2 separate regions of the Homo sapiens genome follow, and region 2 is linked to region 1. The links are chromatin contacts, found by Hi-C in ENCODE. All regions are on one chromosome and are shown on one strand. Each heading gives the region's core, a stretch centred on a gene start or an enhancer-like site at or near the end of the contact. The rest is flanking DNA. Distances are from core to core; before and after follow the strand shown. Region 1 holds the start of ZNF331 (zinc finger protein 331). Region 2 holds the start of CTU1 (cytosolic thiouridylase subunit 1).

Region 1 (3,993 bases), core at 1,091-3,590:
TTTTTTTTTTTTCTTTTTTGAGATGAAGTCTTACTCTGTCACCCAGGCTGGAGTGCAGTGGCGCAATCTTGGCTCACTACAACCTCTGCCTCCCAGGTTCAAGCGAATCTCCTGACTCAGCCTCCTGAGAAACTGAGATTACAATCTCACCACCATGCCCGGCTAATTTTTGTATTTTCAGTAGAGACAGGGTTTCACCATGTTGCCCAGGTTGGTCTTGAACTTCTGACCTCAAGTGATCCGCTCACCTTGGCTTCCCAAAGTGCTGGGATTACAGGTGTGAGCCACTGCACCTAGCTGATAAGAATCTTTAAACTAGATTTTTTAAGGAACTATCATGTCTCTGTCTCCCTAGTTAAAAGGAAATAGCAGACTTGTTACTTTTATGAAAATGGATTGAGATATGTTACTGATTTTTTAGTAATAACAGCTACCTTATCTTAATTGTTATATATGACTGTGTGTTTCATGTGGATGATCCTGTTCAAACAGTCATACATTGTACTATCTTTCTTGTGGTTTTACCAGTGAGGAAACTTTACCACACTGTGAAGTTAATAACTATCAGAGCTCAGATTAACACCCTCAAATCAGACCACAGAGCCTGTGTTAATTTCACCAAAACATGTCTGCTCAAATTATATGTACCATTTTAACCTACCCTTTTCCCTTGTTGATTCTTCAGAAGTTTTCTTAATTAATGAGTCAGTATTATTAGGAAATGTACTCTATGTCATTGTATAACAGACCATGGTTTAATCTGATTTTCCTTTATCCTCCACTGCAAGATTTTCATTTTTAAAAATTATTCTCGACTGGGTGTGGTGGCTCACGCCTGTAATTCCTGCACTTTGTGAGGCCGAGGCAGGCGGATCACCTGAGGTCGGGAGTTCGAGTCCAGCCTGACCAACATAGAGAAACCCCGTCTCTTCTAAAAATACAAAAAAAATTAGCCGGGCGTGGTAGCGCATGCCTGTCATCCCAGCTACTGGGGAGGCTGACGCAGGAGAACCCCTTGAACCCAGGAGGCGGAGGTTGCAGTGAGCCGAGATCGCACCATTGCACTTGAGCCTGGGCAACAAGAGCGAAACTCCGTCTCAAAACAAACAAACAAACAAACAAAAAATTATTCTCTGGAAATTCTGGGTAACGTCAGTGGATTACATCAATGTTAATCTTCTGGTTGTGGTATTATATACTACAATCACCAGCTGAGGTAACCAGGTGAAAGGTACACAAGATCTCTCAATTTTATTTCTTGTAACTACATATGAATCTAAAGTCTATCTAATTAAAAGAGAAAAAGATTTTCAGAAAAAAAGCATTTTGTGAACATACTTCAACATTGTGTACAACTATAGCTACTTCCTTGGCATAAATACCAAAAAGTGGGATTTTGAGTCAAAATGAGACTGTGGTTAAGTACCTGCAACATCCTGTAGACCCTGTGACGTTAGTACTTGGAATGAGAGCGGGACTCACGGGGCATAACTGCTACCTGTACATTGTTTACAATGCAGCAAGCAAGGGACACCGAATAGCAGCTCCGGCAGCCTGTGCTAGCGGCCTGCAGAGAATTCCAGGTGACGCTCCAGAGGGGCTAGGAGAGGATACCCTTCTGAGGACAGCCATGGCTCGCCCGGCATCACCCCACTCAAGAGGCCAGACGGGGTCCCAGCTGGGGTGACACAGCTCCTTTCCCAGTCGGGAAGGGGCGTCTGCAGGGACCAGGAAGGGCTTAGCTTGGGGCTGCCCGCTCCGGCACCGACCTGGGACGCGCCCTGAGGCCCCTGCCTGGGACCGTCCCGGACTACATTTCCCAGAGACCATCCAGGAGTACGCCGTGCTGCATGCTGGAACACGGGGCTTGGGGCTCTGGTTTCCCCCGACGGCCCCGCGTCCTCTTCTAGCCTCACCCTCTCCCGAGGCCCCAGCGTTGGGGGACTACCGGGTGCGTCTGCGGCTTTGGGAGAGTGGGAGGAGGGAAAGGGATGGGAGGGGTGCACGCACACGTGTCAGTGTGTCCGCGTGTCAGCATCTGTGCAGGCGCACGTGTGTGTCGGGCTCTGTTGTGTCTGCACATGCGTGTCGGCATCTGTGCGTGCGCACACGCCCGTCAGGGTCTGTGTGCCCGCACAGGCACGTCAACAGCTGAGCACGCTATGTATCGGGGGTCTGTGTACGCTCACATACGTGTCGGGGTCTGGGTACGTGCACATACGTGTAGGGGTCTGTGTGCACATGCGTGTCGGGCTCTGCTGCTGTCTGCGCGCTGCGGCCGCTGGGTGCGCGTGCGCATGCGCGCTGGCCTCCAGGGGGTGGCGGGACCGAGTGTGTGACGCACTTGCGTGGGAGTACGAGGCTGACGCGGCGGCCCTGTCCCCGTAACTGTGACACGGGTGCACGCGAGCGTCATTGGGGGCGATGGGGGCCGTGCTGGGTGCGCGTTTGCACCAGTGACGCAGCCGCTGCATCTCCGCCAGTCCGCGCAGGTGAGATTGGTGCGCGTGGCTCCGAGGGGAGACGGGCACGGGGCTTCTGACGGTGACGCACTTGCTGGAGAGTGTGGGGTGACACAGCCGGGCTCTCCCCATAACTGGTGACCGGGGGTGCTCCAGAGGCTTTGGGTCAACGCAGCCCGTGCCTGTGAACCTCGGCGGTGCGTCCCTGGGACTCTGCTCCGTGAGGTGCGCTCTGGGGGTTGTGCGGGGGCAGCGGTCGGGACGGGTCTCCGTGGCCCACGGATGCACCTCTGCACCGTGTGGGGTGGTGGGGCCCGTAGCATGGCCGTGCTGGGCGTTAGTGGGTATGAGGGGCGCAGATGTGTCTCAGGACAGAGTGAGCTGTGGTGAGGCTGAGCTGTGCAGACTTGTGCTGGGATGGGTGATCGGGCCTTCTGGGTGACGCAGGTGTGTGTGACAACACAACCTGTAGCTTCAGCGTCTCTGTGCTGGGATGGATGATCGGGCCTTCTGAGTGATGCAGGTGTGTGTGACAGTGCAACTTGTAGCTCCAGCGTCTCTGCTGCTTCCCCTGCCTTCACCTCCTAACCAAGCGGTACCTGCCTGAGAACAAGGGCCGCGGAGGGACGTGAGCGCCTGAGCCTCGCCTGGAAATTCACCAGCAAGAAGGCAGAAACAGCCATGAGGTGACGCTTTCAGAGCCAGAAGTGCTGTGCATGCAGGCCACCTGAGTGACAGGGGACGGTGGCCTCAGGAGTAGAATTCCTCCTGTAGAGGGACAGGTCCCTGATGTGGGAGACAGGGAGGGGGGCAGCTCCACGCGTCATCATCTCAATCGCCACAGCGTGCTCTTCAGGAATCTCCCAGAAACTCCATCTCGGGGCCTCGTATTTCTCATTGGTTTTATTAGGTATGGCAGGTGTTACCCTTCCGGTTCTGTTTTCCCCAGGCCAGCATCCTTCAGAAAAAGCATCCCCGAGGAGGAAGACGAATCGTTAAACATCTGAAAGGGTCAGGTGAGTATCCTTTTTTTTTTATATTAAATGATATGTGTTTATAAGACTTAAGACCAAACATTAAAGGTAGATGACCAAGATTTGAGTCCTGTTTCTGCCTCTTAGCTTTTTGAGCCTTCTGAAGATAGGCTTGTGAGGAGGGTGAAATGCATTAACACGCATAAAACCCATAGACGCGCACCCCTGAGTGGGAGTGCACAGTGAGTGCTGCTGTTTTGTGCTAAGTCTGGATGTCTGTACATCAGGAGCAACGTACATATGAAGGTAACTGGGATGGGTGTTTGCAGGTTCACAAAATGAACCACAGCCTCAAATGGCCTAGAACTGTTATCCTTAACCTGAGGGCCTGCCTTTAACTCCACTTACAACTTTCCAAGGGACATTCTGTGTATATTTACTGTATGTGATTATCAGTGTTAGTGTATCTGTCCCCCACCACCACCACCCTAAGGAGATACTCTGTAATTTCATGGCATTAAGAAGGATGGACATGCCCCAAAGACATTTAGACCCAT
Region 2 (3,946 bases), core at 1,091-3,590, 2.4 Mb before region 1:
GGATCATGCCCTGAATCTTCTCAGCATCCTCCCCTGGATCCCATCTCACTTTAGTATAATAACTGCTAATGGCCGATGAGGCCCTACATGTGTGGCTCCTTGTTTCTCCAACCTCCTCTCCTTCAGCCTTGATGTCGTTTACTCTGACACCTGAGGAATACTCCTGCTCCAGATGTTTGCACTGGCTCTCCCCTCTGCCCTGAGTACTCTTCCTGCCACTGAGCCCAAGAAGCAGCCCTTAGGACTCATCTGCAGTGACCGTCGGGAACATCTGTCACAGGTGAGCAGCAACTCTTGGAATCTTTCTTCCCCCGACTTTTGACTCACTCCTTCTGTGCTCCTGGATTTCCTGCTCAATTCTCTTTTGGGGACGCCTCTTCATGTCCTCAGGTCCTGCCTAGCACCCATCTCTTTCCATTTTTTAAAGATTTTTAATTTAATTTAATTTAATTTTTTGAGATGGAGTCTGGCTCTGTTACCCAGGTGGAATGCAGTGGCACAATCTCGGCTCACTGTAACCTCTGCCTCCCAGGGTCAAGCGTTTCTCCTGCCTTAGCCACCCGAGTAACTGGGACTACAGGCGTGTACCACCATGCCTGGCTAATTTTTTTTTTTTTTTTTGTATTTTTAGTAGAGATGCGGTTTCACCATGTTGGCCAGGCTGGTCTTGAACTCCTGACCTCAAGTGATCCGCCCGCCTCGGCCTCCCAAAGTGCTGGGATTACAGGCGTAAGCCACTGTGCCCAGCTTCTTTCCATTCTTATGAGCGCCTCTGAATCATGATATTCAGATGTCCCTCCTGGCTGGTCCTCCACATGGCTGGGGCACCTTAAAGATGTTCAGACCCTAAGCGCCCAGACAACCTATTTCTTCCTCGAAAGGCAGAAACCTGTTCTTGCCCATCTGTTCCCTCTCTTCTGAGAGCAGCCACCACCTTTCATCCAGCCCATCTGCAGGACAGGACGTAACGTCACCCTGGACTCATCTCTCCTCACCCCCTAAATCTACAGTCACCCAGTCCTGGGGGGTCCACGTCCTGAGGAAGGGAGACGCTCGCAGGGGACAAGGCTGCACAAGTTAGCAGAGCCTCATAGGCCATGATGTGGAATTTTAGGTTTATTCAGGAGGAGATGGGAGCCTTGGGAGGTTTTTGAACAGTAAAGTGGTATGATCTGGCATGTTTTAAAAGGATTCCTAGACTGGTCAACATAGCGAGACCCCATCTCTAAAAAAATAAATAAATAAATTAGCTGCACCTGGTGGCACAGGCCTGTAGTACCAGCTACTCAGGAAGCCAAGGCAGGAGGATCACTTGAGCCCAGGAGGTCAAGGCTGCAGTGAGCCATGATCGCACCAGTGCACTCCAGCGTGGGTGATAGAGTGAGACCTTGTCTCAAATAAAAAAAGTGGGATTCGTTTGGCTGCTGTGTGGGGAGGACTGTTGGTTGTCAGGGACAAGGACAGAAGGCTGGAGGTCAGCACACTAGACAGGAGTGCTGGCAGTAGAGGTGGGAAGAAGTGAAATTTTGGATCTATTTTGAAGGTGGAGCCCACAGGACTTGTATAAGACTGATTGGAGTGGGGACTGGGGCAACGACGAGAGAAAGTGATGAAGGGTAACTTTGAGGTTCTGGCCTGAGCATTGGAGGGACGGTGGGGCCATTTTGTGAGGTGAGAAGACCAGGAATTCCATTTGGCCACGTCAGGTTTGACATGCATGTTAAGCGTCTTCCCTCAAAGACTTTATGGACCCTCGTCACTGAGTCGAGCGCCTCCACCAGGGCCCTCAGAGCTGCCCTGATCCTGACTAGCTGTCACTGGTGACAGGTCTGTCTCTCTGCTTCAAGGCAGGGACAGGGTTGGTCTGGTGCCCTCGCTCCCGCCGCCCTGCGCAGAGTCGGTGCTCAGTAAGTATCTGTAGGATGAGGGAATAATAAGTGCTCCCAGAAGAGAGGCCGCGGACCCCAGGGATGCCTCTGGATTGCAGCCTTGTCAAAAGGACAGATAATGTGTGGCATGGGGGCGGGGACAGGCAGATAGTAACATAGGGGCGGGGGCAAGCAGATGGTCTTATCCTGTCTTGGGGAAGGGAGTGGCCCGGTAAGAGACAGGCCGGACCGCAGCGTTCAAAGTGGGAATCCTGGCTACAAGGCCTCAGGGACACGGGCGCTGGGAAATCACAGAGGCCTTACGCTCGAAGAGACCCTCAACCCTCCCACGGCACCGCAACAAAGAGCCGGAGTCCACATGCCGACCCACCGCAGGAGGAAATACTCACCCGGGCAGAACTCAGTGCTGGGATGCCCACACTGCCCACCACGCGGAAGCCTGGCCCGGAAGTGACTCCGAGACTACCACTCCCATAAGGTCTTGGGGCTTTCTTGCCTAGAACTCCCAGAAGCCCATGCGACACTTCCGCTGGATGCGCCTACGGCTCCGGGGTCCCGCTTGGCCTACAACTCCCAGAAACACTTGCATTGCTCTTTCTGCCGCTCCCAAAATACACTGCTCCCCCTCCCCCCGCGTTTACTTTCTGCGCCTGCGCGCGGCCGCAGGGAGCGGCGGAGCTGCGTGTACTGTTGTCATGGCAGCGCGCTGTCACCCGGCAGGTTGCTGGATGGGCGAAGTAGTTGTATTCTGATTAACTGATTTTGTGGGATTATTATAGGATTTTAAGGGGATTACAGGGCCTATGATTTCTGCCCTTTGAGGCGGGGTTGCGGGTGGGAATTGAAGGTGGAACTGCAGGGGTTGGTCGCTAGTGTAAAAGGCGCAGATAGCGCATGCGTAGAGCAGACTTCGAGGATTGGAGTGGAACTCCGCGCGCACGCGGGGGCTGTCGTGATGCGCGTGCTGGAGACCCAGACTCTAAACAGAAGGATCCAAAGACCCTTCTCACCTAACCCAGGAGCCCAGAGGCTCAGAGACTCAGACCCTTGAGACTAAGGGGGTTAAAAACGCAGACCCCTGGCACCAAAGCACCTGAGAGAACCAGTAGACCTGGAGACAACCGTCTGCACCCTAGACACAGGGATCTGGAGGCCTCCACCCTCCCCACAAGGCCCAAGGGTCTTGAAGACCCCGGTGACTCAAATACCGGGGCACAAGGAGTTTAAGGACTCAGATATCTGAGACCCTTGAGATCCAGGTCCCCAAACCTAGGTCCTCGAAAAAACTGAGGCTCAAAATTCCTCTAGACGGCGCGGTGGCTTACACCTGTAATCCCAGCACTTTGGGAGGCCGAGGCGGGTGGATCACGAGGTCAAAAGATGGAGACCATCCTGGCCAACATGGTGAAACCTCATCTCTACTAAAAATACAAAAATTAGCTGGGCGTAGTGGTGCGCGCCTGTAGTCCCAGCTACTCGGGAGGCTGAGGCAGGAGAATGGCTTGAACCCAGAAGGCAGAGGTTGCAGTGAGCCGAGATCGCGCCACTGCACTCCAGCCTGGCCACAGAGTGAGACTCTGTCTCAAAAAAAAAAAAAAAATCCTCTAGATTAAGGGACCACCAGAGCCTTAGACTGAGATGTGGAGATGTGCAGAGAGCCCCAGGATGTGTAGGTCTACGGCCGGTGATGACGTGAGAAGGAACCCCATGCACCCTGTAGCCCATTTTTTTCCCCCATAACAGGAAACCATGATGCCTTCCTTTCATATTAAATGAGCTCCGTGAGGTCACTCTTAAGCCTTATCATGGGCCAGTTCTGTTCATCTGTGTGCGTTGGTTCATTTGTTGAATTTATTTCCTGAGGTCTCCTTGTGCCAGGCTGCCCCTGGGCTAGGTTTAGGTGACACAAATGAATCAGACTTGGTTACTGTCCTCTGAGCATCCCCCACCCCTTACACCACCACCCTGTCCTCCTGGTGGGGGAGACAGGGACTTAGTCAATATGGAGTGATAAAGCTTGACATGGAAGTGTTAAGAGCCTTGAAAGCTCAATTTCA

The links. Hi-C counts contacts between places; a loop is a spot of excess contacts on that map. Pooled maps may share reads with other maps.
Region 2: a pooled map shows a loop between it and region 1 (10-fold over the local background). The contact joins the promoter of CTU1 here to the promoter of ZNF331 in region 1. A Hi-C loop is called at or near these places in 10 of 50 pooled maps.

The regions. Positions count from the first base shown.
Region 1 is chr19:53,535,805-53,539,797 of GRCh38, forward strand. It overlaps ZNF331 (zinc finger protein 331), which reads left to right and starts at 2,341. Exons shown (of 6, transcript NM_001079906.2): 1 at 2,341-2,492; 2 at 3,412-3,478. RefSeq lists enhancers at 2,069-2,585, 2,371-2,420.
Region 2 is chr19:51,106,069-51,110,014 of GRCh38, forward strand. CTU1 (cytosolic thiouridylase subunit 1) reads right to left here and starts at 2,341. Exons shown (of 3, transcript NM_145232.4): 1 at 2,279-2,341. RefSeq lists an enhancer at 2,307-2,636.